Linked DNA regions of Homo sapiens: all the other regions are linked to region 2. A link is a loop called in an ENCODE intact Hi-C map of the cell type or tissue named here. Cell type or tissue: PC-3. All regions are shown on one strand. Each heading gives the region's core, and the rest is flanking DNA. Links, peaks and the distances in the headings are about the cores only.

What was found. Peaks named below come from ENCODE experiments on the same cell type or tissue, not always from the same donor. Only the 100,000 strongest peaks of a DNase experiment are listed, where the experiment ranks them.
Region 1: a loop joins it to region 2, with 5 times the contacts of the local background. A loop is called at or near these places in 3 of 110 quality-filtered maps.
Region 3: a loop joins it to region 2, with 9 times the contacts of the local background. A loop is called at or near these places in 2 of 110 quality-filtered maps.
Region 4: it touches region 2 in a loop (2.4-fold over the local background); 3 of 110 quality-filtered maps call a loop at or near these places.
Region 5: a loop joins it to region 2, with 2.1 times the contacts of the local background. A loop is called at or near these places in 7 of 110 quality-filtered maps.
Region 6: it touches region 2 in a loop (5-fold over the local background); 4 of 110 quality-filtered maps call a loop at or near these places.

The regions. Positions count from the first base shown.
Region 1 is chr2:28,127,136-28,131,135 of GRCh38, forward strand. It overlaps BABAM2 (BRISC and BRCA1 A complex member 2), which reads left to right. Exons shown (of 12, transcript NM_199191.3): 7 at 2,136-2,245. Among named protein-coding and RNA genes, the nearest start is that of MIR4263, 130 kb to the left of the region's middle. In PC-3, for the core only: no CTCF peak of the experiment used is centred there; DNase peaks (open chromatin) are centred at 1,416 and 1,616; H3K27ac peaks cover 683 bases.
Region 2 is chr2:27,953,028-27,957,027 of GRCh38, forward strand. The region is part of intron 3 of BABAM2 (BRISC and BRCA1 A complex member 2); the gene reads left to right. Among named protein-coding and RNA genes, the nearest start is that of MIR4263, 41 kb to the right of the region's middle. In PC-3, for the core only: a CTCF peak has its summit at 2,007; DNase peaks (open chromatin) are centred at 1,914, 2,194 and 2,954; H3K4me3 peaks cover 2,366 bases; H3K27ac peaks cover 4,000 bases.
Region 3 is chr2:27,807,414-27,812,544 of GRCh38, forward strand. The region is part of intron 7 of RBKS (ribokinase); the gene reads right to left. Among named protein-coding and RNA genes, the nearest start is that of MRPL33, 38 kb to the left of the region's middle. In PC-3, for the core only: no CTCF peak of the experiment used is centred there; a DNase peak (open chromatin) is centred at 2,758; H3K27ac peaks cover 2,142 bases.
Region 4 is chr2:28,230,982-28,234,981 of GRCh38, forward strand. All of the region lies in intron 7 of BABAM2 (BRISC and BRCA1 A complex member 2), which reads left to right. Among named protein-coding and RNA genes, the nearest start is that of BABAM2-AS2, 77 kb to the right of the region's middle. In PC-3, for the core only: no CTCF peak of the experiment used is centred there; no DNase peak of the experiment used is centred there; H3K27ac peaks cover 1,406 bases.
Region 5 is chr2:27,773,931-27,779,061 of GRCh38, forward strand. It overlaps MRPL33 (mitochondrial ribosomal protein L33), which reads left to right. Exons shown (of 4, transcript NM_004891.4): 3 at 494-600. Among named protein-coding and RNA genes, the nearest start is that of MRPL33, 4.8 kb to the left of the region's middle. In PC-3, for the core only: no CTCF peak of the experiment used is centred there; a DNase peak (open chromatin) is centred at 2,431; H3K4me3 peaks cover 941 bases; H3K27ac peaks cover 892 bases.
Region 6 is chr2:28,087,526-28,091,525 of GRCh38, forward strand. All of the region lies in intron 6 of BABAM2 (BRISC and BRCA1 A complex member 2), which reads left to right. Among named protein-coding and RNA genes, the nearest start is that of MIR4263, 93 kb to the left of the region's middle. In PC-3, for the core only: no CTCF peak of the experiment used is centred there; a DNase peak (open chromatin) is centred at 1,656; H3K4me3 peaks cover 680 bases.

The DNA.
Region 1 (4,000 bases), core at 1-4,000, 170 kb after region 2:
TAGTTTAATTAGATCCCATTTGTCAATTTTGGCTTTTGTTGCCATTGCTTTTGGTATTTTAGACATGAAGTCCTTAATTTTTTAAAAAAGAAAGAAAACGGAAAGGGAAGTGGCCAAAGAGACAAGAAAAGACCATCAAGAAAAGAGAGTTTCGAGAGGCAAGTGGTCACCCATGTCAAATACTGTTTAGACATCAAGTAAGAAAAGGGCAGAGAAGCATTTGGTGTGTTTAGTGGTTACCCTTAGTGGGAATGGTCTTCATGAACTTGTGGGGTCAGTAGTAGGCTATCGTTGTGGGCTAAGGGTAAGTGGAAGAGAAGGGAATAGAGAGTGTGTAGATATCTCTTCCAAGCAGTCTGTGAAGGGGAGGAGCGAGAGGAGAGGGAATCCAAGGAGCTCTGTAGAGTTCAACAAGATTCTTTCCTTTCCTTTAAAAATGTTTCTTTTTTAGGATGGGAGAGACTTGTGGTTCTTGTCCCTGTGTATACATGTCACACTCATCCATCTTATACACACAAGAGAATGCAGAGCAAGGAGACCGAAGGTTCCGGAGTTGAGCAGGATGAGTGATGGCCAGCTTCCCAGGATGAAGGAAAAGAAGGGGTGGCATGACAGACAAAAGACATTGTATTTGAGGTTGAAGATACAATGTCAAGCTCATGAGTAGTGAGTCTTTTTTTTTTTTTTTTGAGGTGGAGTCTCGCTCTGTTGCCCAGGCTGGAGTGCAGTGGTGCCATCTCCGCTCACTGCAAGCTCCGCCTCCCGGGTTCATGCCATTCTCCTGCCTCAGCGTCCCAAGCAGCTGGGACTACAGGTGCCCACCACCACGCCCGGCTAATTTTGTTTTTTTGTATTTTTAGTAGAGACCGGGTTTCACCGTGTTAGCCAGGATGGTCTCGATTTCCTGACCTCGTGATCCGCCCGCCTCAGCCTCCCAAAGTGCTGGGATTACAGGCATGAGCCACCGCGCCCAGCCGAGTAATGAGTCTTAAAGTCTAGGTGTGACCCTTCCCTCTCTTGCTGCTGGTGTGGCTGCTGAACCTTCCTAAGGACCTATGAACTGATCCAGAAATATAGGTCCGTTCTTACCAGTCTCTATGAGTGAAAGATGTTAAGTGTTTAACACATATTAAGTGTTTAGTAATTAAGTGTTTAAAATTTTTATATTTGACTTGGAGCCACTACCAACCAAAAATAAATTAAGGGTTATTAAAATTTGGTATTCACAAATTAAAATCAATGTGTGCCACGAGATTTATTTTAATTCAGTATTTTATTCAGAAGTCTGGCAGACACTTGGTGCTTGGCAATAATCATAAAGCACATGCACATAGTTGTAAATTCCACAGTTTTGATTCAGGACACTTCATCAGTGTATCATCAGCGTTGGCTTGAGTTGGTTATAATATTCAGTTCCTGCTATTCTTGCTTTTTAATTATAAATTACAGTAAGTTTAGTTTTATCATTATCAGTTTAGTTTATTGTGTGTTATTTGGTTAATCTCAAATGTTTATTGGTACATACTTGGATCAACAATGTTTTGTCTTATAGTGTTCTTATAACTAGACTTTTAAGATATGTATGTCTCATGATTCACATATGAATCATCCATTATCATTTTGCCAAAGTAGATGTGTACCTAACCCCCTTGTCATTTGCTTGTATGGTGACACTCTTCATGGTGATATGTTTCCTGCAAATTTTTGCTATTTAAATAGCTTACAACATACTGTCAAGGTAGGTGTAAGAAAATTACTGGATATTTTAATGTTTTTTGATGTTGTAGGATGTAAATTATGTTTATAGTAATATGTTTACTGCAACTTAATTATATTTTTGCTGAATTCTTTGTTACCACCAGGTTCACTACCCGCCCCCTACCTCCTGAATGTGGGAACAAGTGAGATAGGTGGAGGTCTTTCGCTTTGCTGTGGTGGGCTTTGCTCAGAAAGTTTAAAATCCATCCCTCTAGAGGAGTGGGTAGGTGTGTGGAAAGGATGTGCAAAGCAGCTAAGCTAAAGTGGAATAAGGGTAACTCACAGTCATGGCTTCAATGCCAGTGGACTGTGAGCTTGACACTAATAAGATGTTAGGAGAACAGGTGCTGATGTTGTGTTTTCACTTCTTGTTTAAGGATGTAAATGAAGACCCTGGAGAAGATGTGGCCCTCCTCTCTGTTAGTTTTGAGGACACTGAAGCCACCCAGGTGTACCCCAAGCTGTACTTGTCACCTCGAATTGAGCAGTAAGTGTCATTAACATGAGGTAGCCTGGTGCTACTTCTTGCTAACCAATATGTCTCATTCTTTCTTTTGCCACTCTTGAACTCTTACATTTATTTCTCTTCATTGACTTTTGTTTTCTTAAAAAATTCATCATATTAAGAGTTTCCATTGCAGAGTAAATGCAGTTAGTACTTGCCACTACACCCTTTTGGCAAGTGTTATTGTGCATTTAGTGACATGAATACTGTACCTTTGTAGAGAGAAAAGAATAGGCAGACTGAGTCCAAAATTGAGACTCCTTCCAGATGTTCCCTGGAGTTCGAATGGTTGTAGCCTACAGTGGGCTGCTAAACATCTGGCCCAATTTCTTACTTATTTGTAACTATTAATGTTATTTGTAAAATGTAACTAGCCTCTTCAAAATATTTAGCAAAAACTGACTCAGAAGTTAGTAAAGCTAATATTAAAAGTAGATAGCTTAAAAAGATAACATGTTTTATTTTGCTGCATCGAAATAGCTGCGTATAATTTTACACAACATTCAGGCTACATGGCAGAAGTAGTTTGATATCGCATTTGTGTTATAACCAAGTAACATTATTCATCAGTAATGAATTTTGTAAGGCCTGAATTCACAGTGTGCTTATTGTGGGTGAAATGCTTTAGTAGCTTATTCTACTTCAAAGGAAGCTGAGGTTCATTGAAAATGGATTATAAGCAGATTTGGTTGGGAACTTCTGACAGGACAGATTTTTCATCAGCAGAGAGAGTTTTTACAGACTCTGATTGAAATGTATTATTAAAATTCTCTGTGAGTCATTTAGTTACAGTTGGCTGATTTCTGTCTGTGAGTAGATGTGGTCACTATCTAGCATTCTTAGTAAAAATACTGAGCCATTTTTACCCCTTCCGACCTTAGTTGCTCTAATTTATAAATCATGGACACATCATCTTAAAAACCAATATGACACAGCTGTTTATACTCAAATATGGGAGCTTATGAACATCAATAATCTATAGGCATTCTCTTGTCTTTTTATATATCTGACACAGCACTTAGAACAGGATTTTACAGTAGCAGACACTCAATGAATGTTTAATTTTTGTTTTGAGACAGCGTCTCACTCTGTCACCCAGGCTGGAGTGTAGTGGCATGCTTATGGCTCACTGCAGCCTTGACCTCCTGGGCTCAAGTGACCCTCCTACCTCAGTCTCCCAAGTGGCTAGGACTCCAGGTGCCACCATGCATGCCTAATGTTTTTATTTTTATTTTTGTAGAGACCGGGTCTCGCTCTATTGCCCAGGCTAGTCTCAAACTCCTAGGCTCAAGTGATTCTGCTGCCTCGGCCTCCCAAAGAATGTTTCTGTTTTTTGTTTTTTGTTTGTTTGTTTGTTTTGAGACAGAGTCTCACTCTGTCATCCAGGCTGGAGTGCAGTGGTGCAATCTCGGCTCACTGCAACCTCCACCTTCTGGGTTCAAGTGATTCTCGGGTTTCAGCCTCCCGAGTACCTGGGACTACAGGCACCAGCCACCACGCCCAGCTAATTTTTTGTATTTTCATTAGAGACAGAGTTTCACCATGTTGGCCAAGCTGGTCTCGAACTCCTGACCTCAGGTGATCTGCCCGCTTCGGCCTCCCAAAGTGCTAGGATTACAGGCATGAGCCACAGTGCCTGGCCCCAAAGAGTGTTTTATTATTATTATTATTATTATTATTATTTTTTTTTTTTTTTTTTTTGAGACGGAGTCTCGCTCTGTCGCCCAGGCTGGAGTG
Region 2 (4,000 bases), core at 1-4,000:
CTCTCTTTTTTTGAAACAAGGTCCTGCTGTGTCGCTCAGGCTGGAGTGCAGTGGTATAATCTTGGCTCACTGCAGACTCGAACTCCTGAGTTTAGGTGATCCTCCTGAGTAGCTAGGACTACAGGTGTGTGCCACTATGTCTGGCTAATTTTTTATTTTTTAATTTTCTTTGAGACAGAGGCTTGCTCTGTCGCCCAGGCTGGAGTGCAGTGTTACAATCATGGCTTACTGCAGCCTTGAACTCCTGGGCTCAAGCAGATCCTCCTACCCCAGGCTCCCAAGTAGCTGGGGTGGGAGGAGCCTGAGCTCCTCGCCTGGCTAATTTTTTTACTTTGTATAGAGACAGGGTCTACCTGTGTTGCCCAGGATGGTCTTGAATTCTTGGGCTCAAGTGATCCTCCTGCCTTGGCCTACCACAGTGCTGGGATTACAGGCATGAACCACCGTAGTGACAGAGTCTCTATATGTTGCCCAGGCTGGTTTCGAATTCTTGGGCTCAAGTGATCCTCCCTCCTCGGCTTCCCAAAGTGCTGGGATTATAGGCATGAACCACCGCACTGGGCCCACACTTCTCTTTTGATACCATCTACATTAATATCATTACCAACGATCTCACCAAAAAAAAAAAAAATATTTCTTTTTTTCTGCCTTTGGCTACAGGGCTAGCTCGTAAAAGGAAGGGAACAAAATGTTTAAGTATGATCATGTTTTTAGTGATGGAAAATTAAAACCATTAAAAAATAAACAATGAAAAATATGGCAAAATAAGAAGGTGAATGCCAGAAGATTAAGGAAGTTCTAGAGAGTTTTGCAGATGTGGGATTTCAGATGAAGACCAGATACATCTAATTTGTGAGGGGAATAAAGAGACAGGTAAGAGAGATGGGTGGGAATAGAGCTAGCCTGAGGAGAAAGAGAAGGAGATTAAAAACAAAATTCGTATCCAGTCTGAATAAAATTTGTTTCATCCCTCCTTGGCCCTTAGAAATTAGAGTCTTTTCATATTATTGTCTTTCTATTTGGTAAGCTGTGTTTGATAGCGGTGCACAAACTTGGGCACAGAAGCCTGAGTTTGTGGGGTTGCATTCAGTGTATAGAAAAGTTACAACTCATTTCTAGTTAGTTCTTCCTTTGTACTTATGCCTAAACCTCTCCATCTGGAGAAATGCCAGCTTGCCACTAAATTTAAATAAATAAGAACATGTCTCATCAATAGGGGCGGCAAATTTAGCCCCTCTTTAGAGCACTGAGCAATTTATGACCATATGTTAAATACCATAAAACAGCTTTAAAGATTTGGTCGCTGGCCATTGCCAGATTGCACCGTAGGAGTGCAGCAGCACTGTGAGGGACTGGGAATGCTTCCTCCGGCCCTTGGAGGCCTCAGCAACTCACTGATGTCACAGCCAAAGAGGGCTGTTTTCAAACATTCCCTTTATAAAGGTGAAATACTAAAAGATTCCATTTTGGCATTTGGGAGCAAAGAAGGCAAGACTTCTTTTTGATTCTTAAGGGTCAAAATTAGTATGGAAAGTGTTGTGTGGGAGAATGAGTAACTTGGCAGCAGTGAGTACAGAAGGCAAGTCTAGAAATAGGTAATAGATATCCTACTCATCCTTTTTCTTGGAGCATGAACTGGACTTTTATGTGGCATAAGCCGACCAAATATCACGTTTCTCAATCAATTTCTTTTTGCCAACTTTCGTCGAATTAATATTAATGTTAAAAACAATTTTTAAAATTTCATGCCAAAGCATTGCCAATTGTAAGGCTTTCTTTTCTTCCAGAAATATGACTCACTATTTGGTGAACTCCAAATATTAGTTTTTCTTCTTACCACCATGACAGCCTGTGAATCATTTATGGCATTCAGTGGGCTCGTGGCTGAGAGAATGAAGGTGTGTGCCAGCAAACATGTGATTTTTGGTCAAGTAGTGCTCTGGGACCTTCGATGGGCTTTTAACACATGTGAGGAAACCAGTGGTTCAGGCAGGGGGCAGTATTATTAAATAGTAATAGACACCAAAAAGCTTTGTACAAGATTTTTCAGACTGCTCTCTCAGAAATGTAACTCTTCCTACAAAGGAAGATGATGAAATTTGGCTGTCAAAGGTCCAGGATTCCTAGCCTTCTTGAATCTGTAGTTGCCAGCCCAAGGGCTGATTTCCTGTCAGTTCCTGTGTGGTTTGCACTACATCCTCTTTGCAACAGATCAGTATTTTAGGTCATCCATCATAACTGCTCTCCTGTAAGTTCTTGGCAATTTGATCTCAGTTTGCAGAAGGCAGCTGGCATACTTTGCTAGGAAGTGCAGCTGGAGAGCTCCTGTCTCACTCTTCCTAAGGCCAGGAAGCACACTATTGTTACTCATTGCTGCTTTCTTCCTTTAAAGAACAAAAAACTTCAAACTTTGGCAAATTCTAAAGTTACTAGGTAGCAATTTGAAATTACTCTGATCGTTTTGTTGGTCTAGGGCAAAAACTTGAGTGATCTTTTATATCATTTGTAAATCTTGTCTGGTTTTTCCATAACACAGATATGTGCATTAGTGGAAGTTTCCTCCCCATTGCAAATGAAGTTATGCTTGTCTTCAGAGTCACACGGGAATTTTTAGTTTTATTTTGTTTTAGGCTTTGATTGTCAAGGACAGTAACATGGCCTAATTTCTTCTCTGTGTTTTATTCCCTTAACATTGAGATTTTTCTATTCCTAATATCAGCATTGGGTAAGACTATTTACCTTGGGTATGACTTGAATATTTGCACTGGATTTTCAAACTATACGAACAGAGATAGTTAAAGCACTTTTTTTGGACTATTTAATGTTAAAATAAAAGTATCGTTTTAGTGTTTCTGATTTCTCATTCCATAATGGGTGACCTATGTTGTGAGATTTAGAAAAATGAGCAATTTTCCTCCTTTCTTATGACTCACAGGTCACATTTTGGCAACATGTTTTTTTTTTCCTGTAGAATGGTGATTACCTTTACCCCAGTTCACCTAAGAGAGGAACCTGTTTATAAAGAGGATACAACCTCATGCATGAATTATTTTAAATGGTATTCTTAATAATCTATGATGGCACAGATCTTTTATACTTCTGAGTTGTCTTCTTTTCATCTTTACGAAAACCATATCTTCTGTAGAGTTAAACAAGATTATTAATGTAGCTCTTGGTTTCTTTTATGTTCTGGTTCCTAACATAAATGAAGGGAAAGGAAAGATAAGTTGTGCTGCTTTATAGAAAAATAGTAAACTTTTTGAAGGCCAAATTTATGTCAGATTTATGGGTATCAAGCAATAACATCATAGAAACACCCCAAATCCTGATAGTGCGCTAAGGATGGCATGAAGGAAGAAATTTTTGGATTTGAGATATGAAAGAATTTGATGTCCAGATTATTTCTATCAAACCAAATCTTTAGTCTCTAAAATAATATATTGTTAAATTCTAGGAGCAAGAATCCTCTGTGATTTCCAAGATCTGTTGCCGATGACCCACACAGTAGACAATCAGGAAATGTTTATTAAATGAGTGATACAAAGGCACTAAAAGATGATGTCTTATGTGGAAATTCTTAATTGGAAGGACACTAGGTAATTTTGGGAATCTTCCAGTGGGATAAGGAAGTATCTAAAGATTTGAAAAGCAGCAGCATAGTTTCTGCATTAAAGAAAGTAAAAGATAATTATGAAGGTTATATAGAGCAGGTTGACATACATATTTAGAAAGAACTCAGAAAAAGAATCACAAAAGTAGTTTGCCAACATTTGGACTAGTATAGGACTAACCAATTTTGCTTTGTAAAAAACAATTCTTAATAGATCAATTCTTATTACAGAATGATGAGTATAGTACATTGGAAGCAAAAGATAAATTTAATTTATCCCAATTTTAGCAGAGCTTTTGATTCTGTCCTTGGGATGAATCTGATAAGCAAATCATGAAATGATTATTTAGACACAAGATGTGTTGCTCGACAGTATGCCTAAAGTATATC
Region 3 (5,131 bases), core at 556-4,555, 150 kb before region 2:
CTGTCACCCAGGCTGGAGTGCAGTGGTGCAATCACGGCTCACTGCAGCTTTGACCTCCCCGGACTCAAACGATCCTCCCAACTCAGCCTCCTGAGTAGCTGGGACTACAGGCATTTGCCACCACGCCTGGCTATAAAAAATTTTTTTGTAGAGATGAGGTCTCTCTATTGTTGCCCAGCAACTCCTGGGCTCAAGCGATCCTCTTGTCTTGGCCTCACAAAGTACTGGGATTCCAGGAATGAGGTACTGTGCCCGGCCACCAGAGGTCCTTTCTATGCTGCAAAGGTGTGGAAGATGAGGGGGAAACTCCAACTCTTCATACCCTGAGTTTTTGGTTGTGATTGGAATGGAAAAGGTGAAAATATTTAATTTTGGATGCCAGAAATAAATATGTAGTATTTTGTGGGGGGGAATCCCAGCAGAAAGGAAAAAAAATGAACTACATTAGGTACTTAAGCTGGGAGAAAGTCAATCCTTCATGTCACAGCAGGGAAAAAAAGAGGTGGAGGACTGCCTAAATATTGGTTCTATTTTAATTCCAATTCTACATTACATTAAACTCTCCCTGTACTCCTCTCTAATTTACAGCAAATGCTGACACAAATTGGTATGCCTTCTCTTCTTTGACATCAGTGTTTCTCTTGAATTATGTATTTCTATCTGGAATGAGGTTTATGAGGCTAAAGCCTTCTTTCATTAAGATAGGTGAGAACAGAGAAGGATCAATAAGCGGTTGAGTGCAAAATCAAAGTAAGGTGGGGCTAAGATATGCTCAGGGCAGCACTTCACTGCCCAAAGTGACCATAAGTGGTATTACGAATGACACTGATCTTCTGAATTTCAATACATTGATTATATTTCAACTACTATAAAACAAGAAAAACTCTATTAACTTTCATCCCAGAACTGCCAGATTCTTCCTTTATTGGTACCCTACAAGTATTTAGTAACCATTTTTAAGAAAGAGTACAGATAATCATAGTAACTGCATCACTTGGATTCCATCTAAAATTGAGTCAAAGACAAAAGAAATCCCCTGCCTGATGCAGTGTGTCTCAGCCATCTCAGTCTTCACACAGGTTGAGGTGCTTGGTTGTGGTGCTCAACCTACCTCACAGGTTGGTGCCATGGACAGATCTGGCCCCACTATTGTTGACAAATGGCTCCCAGTCCAAGTCAGCCATTAGTTCATATTGACAGAGGCCACTGGCTGGCTCCATCTGGGGCCTGACCGTGTCTCAGGGTCCATTCTCAGCTTTGTTAGTTTGTGATGGGCTCTGGGCTGGCTGGTCAGACCAGGACTGAAGTGGAGCATTTTGACGAAGGTGTTTTGAGATAACATTTGTAAAAAATGTAGATATACTGTCTTGTATTGCCAAATAATATACAGAACAGACATGCCTGATCCTTTCCCTTTTCTATACCTCATTCCACCCTCGGCCCAAGCCTGAGCCTCACCCTCTAGGTAATCTTCAGCCATCTCTGAAAACTCTTCCATTTTTAATCTTTACCTATCACCCACTTCACCCCAGGAATGGGAACTGGAGATAAAATGAAACTCTTTGTTTTTTCACATTTCTTGATAATTTAAAAGAGAACATTTTCTGTTTTGCTTATAATAATGTAAAAATTGTCCCTGAGTCAATATGGGCACATTAATGCAGCTCAACCATAATGTTCTTTGGCTGAAACTGGCTGTGCCCAGCAGCCTTATGGTGATGTGGCTTACGCACTGGCACACCCCTTGTTTGGCCAGCCTGAGGAACATGTGAAGGACACTGTCACCCTGAGAGTGGGCTTGGGCCAGGAGCCCATTGGGCTGCTCTAGCCTCTCTTCAAGTTCAGGGGCAGGTGCTGCTCCCAGCCATGGCCCTCACCGCTCTGCTGGCTGGCAAGCTGCTGAGAAGAATGGCCTGTGGAGGCTGAAAATTGCTGAAAACCCCATTCTGCCCAAAATGTTTGCGGTGGGTTAATTTATTCTATAATTTAAAGAATTCCATGTTAATGAAAGAGAAGTGGAATCCTGAGAGCGAGCTAAAAATGGAATTAAAAAGGGCCCATTCTTCAGGCAATATTAATGAGAGCTTTGTATATATATTGGTGAGTAAATCGCAATTAAAACTAAAATGTCTGTTAGTGATTCACTGAGTTCTAAAGGTTGGCCTTTTGCCTTTTGTGGTCAGCAATCCCCTTTTTTTTGTGACCCCACTATTCTAGACAGAAAACAGTTAATCCAATAGGACTTAGTATCTTACAAAAGACTCGCTAAAATATTTTCTGCTAAATGTTCATCTTCTAACAGCTGCTTTTTTATTTCAGTGAGAGGTACTTGAAATAAAATCATTGTTCTCCAAGAAAAATGCATGCTAAATAATACAGAGCTACCAGATTATTAAACAGCAAAGGCATTTCATAATATTAGCACCAACCACAGGTTCCACTTCTGCTGATGCACAAAATTTTGAGTAATTAGTCATTGCACAATGTTGTATTTATATTCATTTTTGCTCGAGCTGTTAGGCCACAAAATCAGTAGGCAGTTGCTGTTATAAAAGGATTCTCTGGGTTATTTATAATGTTTCTGCTTCTTCACACTTGCTGCTTCACTCTTGGGTCTTGAGCCAGGTCTACACTGTGAAAATGAAGGAAGGAACTGAGCAATTGTTCTGTGAATCTAACTGCATTGAAAGCTGGTGTGGATGATTCACAACCAACTGTGTATGTCTTGGCTGGTGCACCTGGTATATTTGTCTACACAACCCAAATTCGTCATATACTGGCTGATTTGTCACTTTATCAGGGAAGGATGCATAGTTACGTGAAGGCTGTGTTTCTACCAGGAATAAGCTAGTGTCTAAGGCACAGGTGGTAGGGCAAGTATCTGAACTAGCATTATGTTGCAAAAGAGTTACCTTCAAATGTCAGTTACTTTAAATGAAGGATTGATTTCTGCTCCAAATGCTTGCCTGTTACACAGATCATTCATTCCCTAGAAGGCAGGCATACTGGATGGAAGGGCATTTACCGGATGGAAGGGCATTTATGGATCACCTGAGATTTTAATTTTATTTTTTGTAAGTTATACAGGCATCTTTCTGTGCTATCTGCAGAGAATCACTGATGACAGGAACTCTTTCTAGTGGGAGTAGGTTTTAGCCTTTATGTGAGTCGGAGTAAAAAATATGCTGAAAACCACTCAGACTGACAGAATGATCTGTTTGTTTCAACTATGAAATAACCATCTTAGTTATCGCCCCACTGCCCCCACTTTTTTTAAGGAAATGAACTATCTTTATGTCATCTGAATTCCCATGAGCTCTCAAACCCACTTCTCAGCATCCCCATTTCCACTTCCCTAGTCCAGGCTGCCACCATCTCTCACCCAGATCAATACGACAGTCTCTGGACTGTTCTCCCTGACTCCAGTCTTGTAAACTCCAATTTATTCTTCACACAGCAGCCATATTAATCTTTTTATAAAGTATAAATCTGATCAAATGTATCCCTTGCTTAAATGGCTCCCCATTGCCCTCAGAAGTGTGAATTCTCAGAAGTGGCAAAGGAAGCCCTTTACAACCCAACCCTGCCACCTCTCCACTTCATCCTTAACTCTCCTTTGTACTCAGGTCTTTCCAAATGGAACTATTTGAAGCAGCACAAATATGCCATGCTCCCTTTAGCTGCTTCATGAGCTGCTGCCTCTGCCTGAGTGCCACTTTACCAAGCTGCCTCTGCCTTATCCTTCAGCTCAGCTCCTTCCCTTACCCTCTCAAACAGCTTCCCTGGGCTCCTCAGGCTAGGTGGGCCCCCTCCACTGCATCACCATGGGACTTCTCATTCTAGCTGTATGGACTATGCACTCTTCTAGATTCCAAGCTCTTTGTGGCCAGGGACTGTCTTATTATGCCAGTGTGTCCCTGGCATACCAGTGTATATCCACTGTGTGGCATGTGGAAAATTCAGAGTGTGCTGAATAAGAAAGTGTACAGTGGGATGTGCCTCATTCCATTTTGCCATTCTTTCCAATAGAATATTTCCTATTTCTTAAGGAACTGTTTTCAGTTCTAGAGGCTGCTTTTGTATCATTAGTCTTGGAACTCCCACGATGCTCTGAGAATAAGATGAAAGGCAGCCTGAGGACCTTGACTGTGATCACTGCCTGTGAAGAAACCCAATTTAGGCTTCTCTTTGTAGCAATGTTGTAGCCTAGAGATCTGAAAACTCTCCTTCTACAAGATACTCAGAACTCTGGGATAAAACAGAAGCCTTATTACTATTAATATATCTAAAAAATAGAAATAAGATTTTCCCAGAGTCCAAAAACAAAGAGAGTTCTAAAAACTAGCACGGCAAGAGCATAAACTATGGCCATCCAAGCAGTTTGCTGGTCCGGGTAATCATGGGGCTTGGGTTTTAATGGCCATGTTTGGACAAAAGGTGGGTTTCAAGCAAAGTGGAGTGCTGGAACTAAGACTCCTACAGAAAAGATGAACCAGGAAAAAAAAATTCCACCACTGGCTCAGAGAAACAGCAACAAATCCTGTCACTGAGACTTTGTAATGTGATCCTCTTCCTAAGCAGTTTGGGTTGTGAAATTTATACTACCTTTTGAGAAGTGTTTGTTCATATCCTTTGCCCACTTTTTGATGGGGCTGTTTTTTTCTTGTAAATTTGTAAGAAATTTATGCAGCCAACAGACACAGGAAAAAATGCTCATCATCACTGGCCACCAGAGAAATGCAAATCAAAACCATAATGAGATACCATCTCACACCAGTTAAAAAGTCAGGAAACAACAGGTGCTGGAGAGGATGTGGAGAAATAGGAACACTTTTACACTGTTGGTGGGACTGTAAACTAGTTCAACCATTGTGGAAGACAGTGTGGCGATTCCTCAAGGATCTAGAACTAGAAATACCATTTGACCCAGCCATCCCATTACTGGGTACATACCCAAAGGATTATAAATCATGCTGCTATAAAGACACATGCACACGTATGTTTATTGTGGTACTATTCACAACAGCAAAGACTTGGAACCAACCCAAATGTCCATCAATGATAAACTGGATTAAGAAAATGTGGCACATATATACCATGGAATACTATGCAGCCATAAAAGGATGAGTTC
Region 4 (4,000 bases), core at 1-4,000, 280 kb after region 2:
TCTACTTCATCTTTCTGTGAAAGAATTCCTAATGAAAAAGGACATAGACTTTGGAACCAGAAAGACCTGGGTTTAAGCCCACCTCTACAACTTACTTGCTGGGTTATCTTGGATAAGATACTTAGACTCTTAGAATGTCAGTTTTCTCATCTGTAAATGGGGCTAATTAGGTCTACACGGCAGGGTTGTTGTGAGGTTTAGAGATCACAAAATGCCCAGTAGAGTGTCTGGCAAAAGTGGGAGCTCAATAAATAACAGTGAGTTGTTTCATGGTAATGGCTCTGCTGGCAGGCCACCAGGAAACATAATCTAGTATTACAGAGTGCCCCAGATTCTTGAGGTCCCTGGCATTCCTCTACTTTGGAAGGACTTATCGTTGGTACCCTAGTCGTGTGTTCAGAATGGGAAACTCAAGTCCTTAGACATAGTTAGGCATACAGTTAGTGTTTGTTGAATTGGATTGAAGGCAGCACACATTGCTTTAGGATTTCTCTTAGCTTGGAGTCTGCAGGCTGCTTGTTTCTACATCCTGGATGTTCCCCTTTCCATGCTTCAACTTCCAACGGCTCCTGAATCATACTGTGGAGGAGGCAGCCAGGTCAACTTCCTCTCCCTCAGAACCCAATTCAGGGGCAAAAGCAGGATGCTAAGGCTGACCCAAATGTCTCTGACAACGCCTTGTCATGACCCTTGGACAGAGAAGACTTTTAGAGTAAAGTCTCTCTTGGAGTGCTTGGTGCTATTTTTGTGTTAATGTAACTCTAATTGGTACTCTAACCATTCTAATGCTTTGAGAGAGATGTCTTTTTTTTTTTTTTTTTTTTTTTTTTTTTTTTTTTTTTAAGAGACAGAGTCCCAATCAGTCACCCAGGCTAGAGTGCAGTGGTATAAGCATGGCACATTGTAACCTCCAACTCCTGGCCTCAACTGATCCTCTTGCCTCAGGCTCCTGAGTAGCTGGGACTATAGGCACATACGATCATGCCTGGCTAATTTTTAATTTTTTTAGAGATGGGATCTCGCTATGTTGCCCAGGCTGGTCTCAAACTCCTGGCCCGGAGCAGTCATCCTGCCTCAGCCTCCCAAAGTGCTAGGATTACAGGCCCAAGCCACTGTGCCTGGTCAGGTGTCTTTGAGAGTGGTGCTATCCCACTGAACTGGTGAGAAAGTTGAGTAGAACCAAAGAAAGAAAACTTGATAGAAGCAAGAATTATGATTGCGAATCACTAGCCCTTCTGATTTTCTCCAGTCTAAATTATGTTTTGCTCATTTTACTTGACCAGTAAGGTAAAACCCCACGTGGGAGGAAGGGGAGTTGCTGTTTCATAATGGGTCAGAATCAAAACCCCATTGTCCCAAGCCAAGCTTTCAGACAGGCTGACTCCCTGCATTTTTCTAAGTCAAAATAAAAACAATTCCTTTATGCCGTCACGTTGCAGCCAAGTTAAGTCTTCAATACAGTCATGCATTGCTTAATGGCCAGGACACGTTCTGAGAAATGTGTCATTAAGCAGTATTGTCGTTGTGCAAACATCATAGAATGTACCAACCCAAACCTAGGTAGATAGTAGAGCCTACTACACGCCTAGGCTATCTGGTGAGCTTATTGCTTCTAGGCTACAAACATACACAGCATGTTACTATACTGAATACTACAGGCAATTGTAACACAATGGTAAGTATTTGTGTGTCTAAACATATCTAAACATAGGAAAAGGACAGTAAACATACGGTATTGTAATCTTATGGGACCACTGTCATATATGGGGTCCATCATTAACTGAAATGTTGCATGTGGCTCATGACTGCATGAGAGATGTGATAATTTGCAGACAGACCGAAGTTCACAAAGGGCTCTATTAGTTTCATTTGCATGGAAAAGACTAGTATTAATACATTCAGTATAGACAGTTCTTACATTTGAGTTTTAGAGCCAACAAGACTGACCTGGAAATGCTTTTCTGGTTTCATTTTCATCTATTTAATTACCCCTACCACTGGAAAAGATTTTAAAACTCTGGCCTCATCCTTCTAATTTATATCCACAGATTAAGTTTCAGTTCTAAGAATGATCAACTAATTTCATGTTTTATTTTATTCCATGAAGAGAGAGAAGGTACCTTCTCATCAGAACAGCCCTATCACCCTTTTCTCCTCCCAGGTTAAGCCTGAGCCCTTGCCACACGGATTTCCTTCTCACCCGCTTCCTCCCCGCACCACTCTGGGGATCAGAAGTATCAGTGCCAAGTGGTCCCTTTCATCTCCTCATAATTCTTCCCCAGCCACTTAGTGGGTTAGTCAGGCCCTGCCTTCTCTTCAGCCAGCCCTGCAGTCCCGGGAATGTCTTGAGTGAGCCCTGGAATCTCTGCACAGGGTGAGTTTCCTGTTGTACATGCTCAGCCCAATATTTTTTGATTCATGAATATTAAAGAATTAGAGATCACAAGGCCTTACCACCATCTTGCACCCTCTGAAAACATAATGACTCTTTTATTTCATGGCACTTTACTTAGTTTATTCAGCATGATCAGGGCAGCATTCAGGCTATAGCAAGCTTGTTAAATATTTACCCATGAGGCTGATATTTATACATGAATCAGCAGCACTTATCAGTGTGTGACACTGGATGTAGATTTTGGACGCTTACAAGCTAAGAAACTACTGGGTTAAATAAAGGGTGAAATGACGTCCTTTAAAAAATAAACTCTCAGTTAAAACTATCTTTCGTAGTGCCTAAAGTGCTTTGCACCTGTTGAGGCTCACCCCAGACAGCCAACCAAGTCATTCAGAATCAGACCTGCCAGAGTGTCTGGTCCATCACATTTGAGATCAAATGAATCTGATTGTTTGGTGGTTGGGGTGGGAGAGTACTGAGGTATGAACAAAATTAAGAGGAGTTCCTGCTTGCTGCTGTGTGGGAAATTGTAAACGGAGATGAGCCGTACATCACAGTGTCTACTTTGGTGACGGTCTGAAGCCTCTAGGAGCCCCTCATCATTTGGGATGCTGGCCTGGCTCCCTGATAGCCAGACCTACTGTTTCTTCCCATCCCTGTAGTCTTCCATGATTAAAATCCCCCTCCTCTCAGGGAGGTAACATATTTCAGCAGAAACAGCCTGAACTCCGGTGACAGGCAAACCTGTGTTCAGATCTTGGTTTTACCTATGTCTAGTTGTGTGAACCTAGGCAGTATTTTCTGTTCTCTGAGCCTCGTTTTTTTCACATGTAAAATTACAGCGATACTTCCCACCTCTTTGAACTATGGAGAGCATTTAATTAGATAATGTGATAAAGCACCTAGCAACATGTGTTAGTTCTTGGTAGTGACCGAAGCAGGGTGCGGAAACATGGGCCTGGCAGCAGAACACCTGGCCTTTGGATCTCTTCACACCTCTGCTTTTCTCCATCATTACAGGTAATTTTTGTCTAACGGCTGTATTTCGGAATGACACAATCCAAGCAGAGAGAGGGAGAGGGTTTCAAGTTTAAAGGATTACTCAGACTGTTTTCCTTCCATGTATATAATTTAATGACTGATTAAAGACTTCTCTTGTAATATTTTATATAAGTCAAAGCCTATTACTGTCAACTCCAGGGAAGCATCCAGCTTATTTTCTTTTTCAGAATTTTATTATGCCAAGGATTGTTTCTCTAAGTGAGCGATGAGTAGCTTGGATCTTGCCATTCTGTATGTTATACAGATATTCAACCTGTACCTACAGGACATAAATATTGTATTTATTTTTCTTGCACTGTGGATTATTTTTTTCTTAATCAGCTTTCTATCCTTATGAAATCATTAGAACCTTCTGGTTAGATGTGTGCCTTCTGTGTTATTTGTGCATACACAAAGAGGAGACAAAAAGCCTTCCTCTTGTTTATAGGAAGTCACAGGAATTTTCCTAGCCATCTTTAGAGTTTAGGCTAAATCTAATCCAATGCCTACTCTAAGCGTAGCAAAAGGAAATGATGGCCTTGCTGATTCTGTGCAGTTGCAGAA
Region 5 (5,131 bases), core at 523-4,522, 180 kb before region 2:
TTAAATGAAATATGAAGGGGCACAAGGTTTTGCGCATTAGCAAACTAAAAGCTTTAGTCTCTTTATTTTGTCCCTTCCTGAATATAATCATTTATGCCCTGGAAGAGAGGGCTGTTCTGAGACAGCGATCTTTACAATTTCCTCACTAGCCAGCTGTGGTTACCAGTATTTTGATATTTTCCCCTTCCTGACTTCTGCTCCTCGTGAAGGGTGGATGTCTGAGGCTAGTCCCGCAATGTGGCTTGATTGTTCTTATTGTTTTGGTTAGGTCATTGCGAAGTAACTCTGTGTAGTGGAGCAAATCCTAGAGATTTGAAACCATTGAAACTGTTTCATGGAAAACTTAGGCTGTCTTACAACTGAACCTTTTAGGGCCAAGTGATATCTCACAACTAATATTACCCTACAGAGTTCTCAAAATGTGCCATCCCCCTGTGACTGATTTTAGTTTATTTCGTCAGCTCGTACATAACAGCGTACTTTTTAATCTTAGAAACATTCTGGTGAGAATGGTGAGCGAAGCTGGGACAGGTTTCTGCTTCAACACCAAGAGAAACCGACTGCGGGAAAAACTGACTCTTTTGCATTATGATCCAGTTGGTAAGATCTGGGGAGGTTAATGCTTCCAAGGCCTGTTGCCCCCTTTGTAGGCTGAACATCTGAACTCTCTGGAGGTGTTTTTTTAGCCTCTGACACTAGCATTCATTTAGTAAATAGGTATTGAATGATTGTTATGATGCTATTTAACATCCCAGGTGCTGGGATACACCAGGACACAAGACAAGTCCCTGTACTCTTGGCACTTAGTCTAGTCTGAGAGGGGGAGAAAAGATGACAAATTATAAGTGCTGTGAGAGAAACAATCAGGATGCTGAGGTGTAGGATGAAGTTGGAGAGTGGTAGGGAAAGTCACATTAGATGGCTAAATCAGGGAAGGTCTCTCCAGGAGGAGATAGTTAACCGAGACCTGAAGGTGAGAAACCAGCTATGTAAAGAGAATAGGTGGTAGTGTTCTGGAAACAGACAAGTGTCTTAAGAAGGGGACGGTATGGTGTCCTGGCATCATCTGTTCGACAGTGGCTAGTATTTGGTTCCTGATAGAAGTTAAAGGAATATGGTTTCTATATATTAGTGCAGTGGGGGTAGGAAATTTGATTTTTCCATTTTGTGCCATCCACTAAAATGCTGTACTATATGGTAACTTTAAATGGTCTCATTAGATGGAAGTATTTATCTAGAAGAGACAAGTGTTCCTAAGGCCATATTATCTGCTCACAAACAAAAATAGAGTCAGCACCTGATTGCTGTTGGTGGATGCCTATCCTGTTTCTGGATTTTATGTGCAGATTTATGTAAAAATAGCAAACGTGTTTTTTAATTTTAGAGCTCTGGCTGTTCATTTTGTGCTCTTTATAATTAATTTTTTTTTTTTTTTTTTTGAGATGGAGTCTCACTTTGTCGCCCAGGCTGGAGTGCAGTGGTACAATTTCGGCTCACTGCAACCTCTGCCTCCTGGGTTCAAGTGATTCTCCTGCTTCAGCCTCCCAAGTAGCTGGGACTACAGGTGTGTGCCACCACACCCGGCTAACTTTTATATTTTTAGTAGAGATAGGGTTTCACCATGTTAGCCACGCTGGTCTTGAACTCCTGACCTCAGGTGATCCACCCACCTCAGCCTCCCAAAGTGCTGGGATTACAGGTGTGAGCCACCGCACCCGGCCATTGCTTCTTAACAAGATAATGGCTATAATAACATGAGCAGACATTTTTTAAAGGCTCCAAGAAGCACAGTTGTCAGCTTAAAGTTTCTTGTGTTCCATCCTTTAACAGAAATAAAATTCCTTGCTGTTTTTATGGTGTTCAAATTTCTGTTTATTCATTATCAGAGTGAAAAGGGAATTCTAGGTCTGTATCTGATGGTAAGGAGTCTGAATTTCAGGATGATTCCTCATATGGTGGAAAAATGATGAGGTTTGCTGTTGGATTGATAAGGTTTAGAATTGGATTGGTATGTTTTTCTCCCTCTGATTTCTTTGTGTCAGCTGGTGAAAAGTCAAAGGGGTGACTGAGTAACATTCTGTGATATTTTAAGTATGAAAAAATGTATTGGGCTTTTCATCTTTAGTATGGAGGTATTAGGAACTTAATAATTGTCAGTTTGATTTTAAGTTTTGAGATTGGGAAAGGATACAGCCATAAACAGTTCTGATCATAGTTCAAAGTGGGAGAAAAGATTCACGTATAAATTTCAAACAGACGCTTAGAATTTTTCTGATAAGGAACGGTCTTAGCTTTGACAGCACAACTTTGTCTTTTCTGAAGAAGAGAATGTTCTGGGATAGCAGACTGCCTGGCTTTCTGCCCACCTGCTGAATGCCCTGCACGTGTTCGTGATGAAGATGTTTGCCTCGGGGCCTGCCCCCATTGCCCAGGGTACCAAATAGCTTGGCAGTTCTCCCAGCATGTTTTACTGTGATGAGTAAATTGTTAAGTTTGAGGACGATGATTGTTGGTCTGCTTTATGAAGGAAATAGGTAAGGAAACGTGAAAAAATTCCCAATTATTTGAGCATTTCATAATATAGTCTGTGGCAAGAAGCAGCTGCATGTGCCTATCCTTTCGAATTCCTTTTCCACGTATAAAACTAGATGCTAATTTCCGAAGAGGAAGGATTAAAGGCTGAGGCATGAGCTTATTAAACTTTCTTAAATATATTGAAGGTTTATCATAAAGAGAATGAAAACTTGTCAGTTTTAATTCCTTGGATGACTAAACAAGACAATATAGACTGTAATTGAAGCAGAATCGATTTTGGTTAGATGTAGGGAGAGAACTTGACAGATTCATTCTTCTATGAATTAAGCAGCAAATATTTTGACAGAAAATTAATTCATGTTTACAATTGTGGGTAGCAGTGTGTCATTTCAACTCAGTGTTGAGTGCGCACTATGTGTCCAGCAACAACCTTGTGAGGGAGATAGTTATCTCTCCCACAGGGAAGAAAGCAGGATAGAGTACTTTGAGAAATTTTCCCAGGGATTCATAGCTGATAAATGGTGGAGCCAGAGTTGGAACCGAGTCTTTCTCACTCAAGTCCCTGTTCTTCTATGTATTTATTTATTTAATTTTTTAAAATAGAGATGGGGTCTGTGTTGTGCAGACTGGTCTCGAACTCCTGAGCTCAAGCAGTCCGCCCACCTTGGCTGCCCAGAGTGTTGGGATTACAGGCCTGAGCCATTGTGCTTAGCCCTTCTAATTTAAAAATAGGTTTTTGGTTTTTTTTGTACAGTGTCTTCTGTGTTGCCCAGGCTGGTCTGGAACTCCTGGCCTCTACTAATCCTCCTACCTCAGTCTCCCAAGTGCTGGGATTATGGGCATGAGCCACCATTCCTGGCCAAGTCCCTGTTCTGTCTCTTACATGGAGCCAAATTAATCTAAAACTTTTTTTTTTTTTTTTTTTTTAATCAAGACCCATCCCTGTGGTCAGGCCATGGATCCCCACTGAGACTCCTATCACCAATCCCTCTACTAAACCAGATGCCCATTCCTGGTTCATTTAATCCAAATGCTGATCTGTCTTCAGGGACCAAACTTGACACTTTCCATGAGGACTTCTGTCACCATTCCTGTCCCTTTCTGACCTTTAGGTTCCTCTGGGGTTTACTGGACATTTGTGTGGGCACCTCATGATGTACTGATGTATTAAATCAGGGAGTCTTCTTACACTTTTGTAAACTCTACATTGCCTAGCACAGTTCTATGGACTTAAATATTTTATTCTTTGAGTTAAAGGAATAGGTGCAGTGAATGAATCAAAGAATTCTACTCAATATAGCCTTGCTCTACTAACCTTAATCAGTTACTCCTAGTCAGGGTCATTTAAATAGTCTCCAGATTGCTTTTCAGTGAGACAACCCCCCTACCCCCCGCCTTTTTTTAAACCAAGTTTTTAGTTCCCTGTAGAAAACCATGGGGGAAATATTTCTTGTCGTAATATAGATGAGAAACTGTTTTGGTTCTTTACTACCATCTTGTAATGCATTAATGCATTGTAGTCCTCCTTGGAGTTTTAGGAGGATCAATCCTACTTACATTTCACATGATTTGAAGTATGTTAAAAAGATCCCTTATGTACAGTGTATTAATATCATAGATAAATTCTGTTGACAGGTTAATGATTCTTAAATTCAGCTGCCCATCAATTGAGTAGTTTTAAAAAATGTAGACTTCAGTCCAACTCTAGCCCTACTAAACCAGAATTAAGGTAGGAGTGGAGGTGAGAATGGACTTACTTAGATAAGCTCATTCTTAGTCGTAGATAGCTTGGGAATCTCATATGCAGAGTATCCATATTGACTGTAGAAGAAAAAAGCTAAAATGTCTGTATGATAGGGACAAGTGAGGAATTGTTAGGTCATAGTTGTTTAAGTTCCTGGATCTTCCTTGGGTGATTATTCCATTTCTGGTGTTTTCTTGTTTTTGTTTTAGCAAAGAGGAAATAGGTAGGGGTGTGTGTGTGTGTGGGTGTGTGGGTGTGTGTGTGAGAGAGATGGAAGTTAATCGAGTGCCATAAGGCATTATAGAAATATGAAAGCCTTACTGCTCAGCATCTAGTCTTCAATCTTTTCTTTTTTTTTTTTTGAGACGGAGTTTCACTCTTGTTGCCCAGGCTGGAGTGCAATGGTGCGATCTCGGCTCACTGCAACCTCTGCCTCCCGGGTTCAAGTGATTCTCCTGCGCCAGCCTCCCGCGTAGCTGGGATTACAGGCATGCACCACCATGCCTGGCTAATTTTGTATTTCTAGTGGAGATGGGGTTTCTCCATGTTAGCCAGGCTGGTCTTGAACTCCCAGCCTCAGGTGATATGACCACCTCGGTCTCCCAAAGTGCTGGGATTACAGGTGTGAGTCACTGCGCCCAGCTAGCCTTCAGTGTTTCATCCAGGCCGGTAGCACTTTGTTTCAGAGAACTGTACTCTAATATTTACAATAATGAGATTTTGGTTATGATATTAATTATAGTACCAAACTAAAAACTCCGTATTTGGGTGTATTAACCCATCTCTGGGAAGTAGAGGTTTAGTGTCTATTACTCTTCCAGACAGCGTGGTCCACTTGGTTCTTGCTGCTCT
Region 6 (4,000 bases), core at 1-4,000, 130 kb after region 2:
CCTCTGTCGTACGAGGGGTTCTCACCGTTTTGCAAGCTTACACAGATTTTTACTCCTCTTTTTAGCCTTGCCTCTCACTGCAACTGCCAGTACCTCTATTTTACCTTTGGGGGCTTCCTCAATATGAGGTGTTTTTTTTTTTTGACAGAGTCTCGCTCTGTCGCCCAGGTTGGAGTGCAGTGGCATGATCTTGGCCCACTGCAACCTCTGCCTCCTGGGTTCAAGCGATTCTCCCTCCTCAGCCTCCTGAGTAGCTGGGATTACAGGCGTGCGCCACTATGCCCTGTCTAGTTTTTGTATTTTTAGTAGAGACAGGGTTTCACCATGTTGGCCAGGCTGGTCTCAAACTTCTGACGTCAAGTGATCTGCCCATCTTGGCCTCCCAAAGTGCTGGGATTACAGGCATGAGCCACCATGCCTGGCCGAGGTTTTGTTTCTAATAAATCAGTAATGCTTTCGGTAGTTTAATCTGTCATCTCAACCAGAAGTCTTCATCACAATATCTTGTTAACTGAAAATAGTCCACTACAAAACAGAATTTGTACCATAAATCTCTAAATTTTGTTTATGTGAACACATAGACACACACAGGAAAGAAGTCTGGCTTACATAGATGTCATAGATTATGGTGATATTTTCCCTCTATTTGTATTTTCTTATTTTTTTTTAACAATTCTACAGTAAAAAGTGTTTAAGAATACTCAGAAAACAAGTGTGTATCTATAATTAATCACTAGTACTTACAATATTCTCTTTTTAGTTTGTTTTCTTTCAGCTTGTTCTCATCCAGATGTTTAGAATCCTAAATGACTGTTTTCTCCTGACATTTGCCATTGGGGTACATAAGGTGGTGACTGCCATAGTTCTTTACAACTCCAGTGATTCTCTTAAAACTTGCTCTTAGGATCCCTTGCCTAACCCTAGGGCTTAAAGGTGACTGCTCTGGAGCTACAGGTGTGGACGAAGATGGCCCTTGGGCTTCTGCAATTATTCTGTTCTCCCAGGTGAGGAGACTTTTGTAGGACAGGGTGGTTATTTAGGAAATTCTGAGCTGCTCTAAGCCAGTGTTGCCCAACCGTGACCATACCTGGGGAGCTTTAAAAACTCCCAATCTAGGCTGCACCCCAGACCAATTAAATCAGAATCTCTGGGAGGGGGACAAAGGCATCTATAGTTTTTAAAGCTCTCCAGGGTGATTTCAATGTATTGCTGAGGTTGTGAGCTGCTGCTTTAAAGGAAACAAGTATGTTTATTCCTAATCCATTTGGATCTTGAGGGCCAATCTGGAAAAGCAATCTCTATACCCACTGTCATCTCGATACATATCTTGTGGGGATTCTGTAGCCACTAGCAGGCCATGTTCATCTGTGTGTGTGTACCTGCCTTGATGTGACAAATCATAAGCACTAAGAGGAGAGGCAGCCTCTTTTATTCACCATTGTATCCTAAGTCTCTAAATCAGTGCCTGGCCTAGTAACTTACCAAAAGATATTGTAAAAGTAGTGCATTTAGGGTTTTTTTTTTCCTTTTTATTGAAAAGGGACAAAGACAAGTGGTCAAAACGTCATTTCATAATACTTAATTTTTACGAACTCTCCTGGCCCCAAGTGTCTGTGATTCAGTGAGGAAAGAGCTCTCCTTCATTCCTTTGACATGAATATATTGACTACCCATTGTTTACATAAGGCTGGGATGGCTGTGATCAAACCAACATCCACAGACATGGTACCTAGAGAAATAAAGCGCGGAAAGCCAAACCTATGGAAGAATAACAAATATTGCAATTCAAAAGTGAAAATCACTGTAGACTAGCTTCATTTTTCCATTTAACAACTATGTCTTGGCCACCTCTTTCTCTGCTAGCACTAGTCTAAATGCTGGAGGTCTTGAGGGCAGTTTGCTAAGTGATTTTAAAATACAACTTTAGCACCTGATTTTCTTTCTTTTCTTCACAGTCAGATTTTGGGCCAGAACCTAAGTGATAGATTTCTAGGCATTGTAATAGATAATGAAATGCATTATTACTTTTGAAGTTATGATAACCTGACAAGAAAAAAATGGATATTTTTATTATCTACATCTTACAGATGAGGAAACACTTTGTGCACTTTAAGTAACTTGCCCAGGCTCATAAACCAGTGTTGTTAGCTCAGCTACTTCAATAAAGGTCCTCTGATTTCAAATCTTATGAGTAAGAAGACTTAATATTCCACTAGTTACATAATGGCAGAATGGTTCTGATTTTGTATTCAGTGCAGTAAAGTTAAATATGCTGTTAAAAAATTTAGTGTCCACAAATTACCTTCAATGCGATTAATGTTTGTTTTGAAATTACCTACCAGTTATCATTGTTAAACTCTGTGGTATTTTTTTTCTTTGTGTGTGTTTTATGAGTTAGCATTATTTTATAGAAAGATTTAGGGATTTATTATTTATATTATTTATATTACTATTATTTAGATTATTCTGACAGTCTTCTGTGTCCTCAGACAAGTTAGCAGAGCACAGATATAATACATTAGTCAGAATTTTTCCATTTCCGTGTTCAGATTAATCTTAGAATAATTTTTACCTGTCTTTGTTAACAGGTATTATGCTTTTAACTTCTTAACTCCTAGTACATGAGTAAAAGGTAGTAATCATGACATAGCCAAATGACAGAGTGCTTGTATTTGCCACAAAGCATGTAGTTCCTTGTAAATCCTTGAGAAAGGTAAATTATCTCTCTCTCTTTTTTTGAGATGGAGTCTCGCTCCGTCGCCAGGCTGGAGTGCAGTGGCGTGATCTTGGCTCACCGCAACCTCCCCCTCCTGGGTTCAGGTGATTCTCCTGCCTCAGCCTCCTGAGTAGCTGGGAGTACAGGTGTGCGCCACCACACCCGGCTAAGTTTTGTATTTTTAGTAGAGATGGGTTTCACCGTGTTGGCCAGGATAGTCTCCAACTCCTGACCTCGTGATCTGCCCACCTTGGCCTCCCAAAGTGCTGGGATTACAGGTGTGAGCCACTGCACCCAGCAGTTTCTAGCTGTTGTTTTCATGTCCGTATTTTCTTTCCTGTAGATAGCACCTATCGGAATCTTTAATTTTGAAGTTGAAATACATAGGTATGCTTCTAGCTTAGGGTCATTCCCCGGGGATTATTATACTTCTTTAAGATCTCTATTCTTTAAGATAGAGATGTCTTCTGGTTTACCTCTGGACATTTTGTGTGTAAATTTTATGTTCAGCCAACCAAAGGGCCCAGGGGTTAGTAGCGTTATTTTGTTCTCTGCTTTAGAGGACAAGGGTTCAAGTTCCAGATCTGCCATTTGCTGTTAGTGTAAACTTTAGTAAATTAACTTTCTGAACCTGTTTTCTCACCCTGAAAATTAGGATACATTATTTATTTTTCTATTTTCCTGCATTTTGGGAGGATCAAATGAGATCTACAAAAAATATTTTCTTAACTGCCAAGTGCTATAGAAATATTGGATATCAGTGTTTTTTTCATCTACCATAATGATTGTTATTTTCCTAATACCTGAGCCTTAACAATATATTTTCCATTTATACTACCCTTATAAATTGAAGTTTTTAATTTCAGATTTTCTATAAAGATAAGAAAGTCAATTTGTTTTCATGTTAGCTTTAATATCCATTAAGCCTTTTGTTTTCTAGTCCTAAAACAATAAAAATGGGGCCTTATGCCAATCAGTACTGTCCTTGATTTTAAATGATGCGAAAAAAATACAAACTCCTTTAATAGAGAGTCTTTTAACCAGATGGATAGGTGATACATAGGTATTAGCATCTCACAGTTGCAAAGTATCTTCTGTTGCATTTGCATAGGATATATCAGGAAAGGGTGTGGGATGAGGAGAGTAGACTATTTTTATTATTATAGGGTTGGGAAGGAGTAGTTCCATCTCTGCCTGTGATATCAAAGGGCTGGATGACACTGGAGAACTCATTTCTCACCTTGACCTATTCATCCGTCTTTAAAATACCAAAGATGTTAAGTT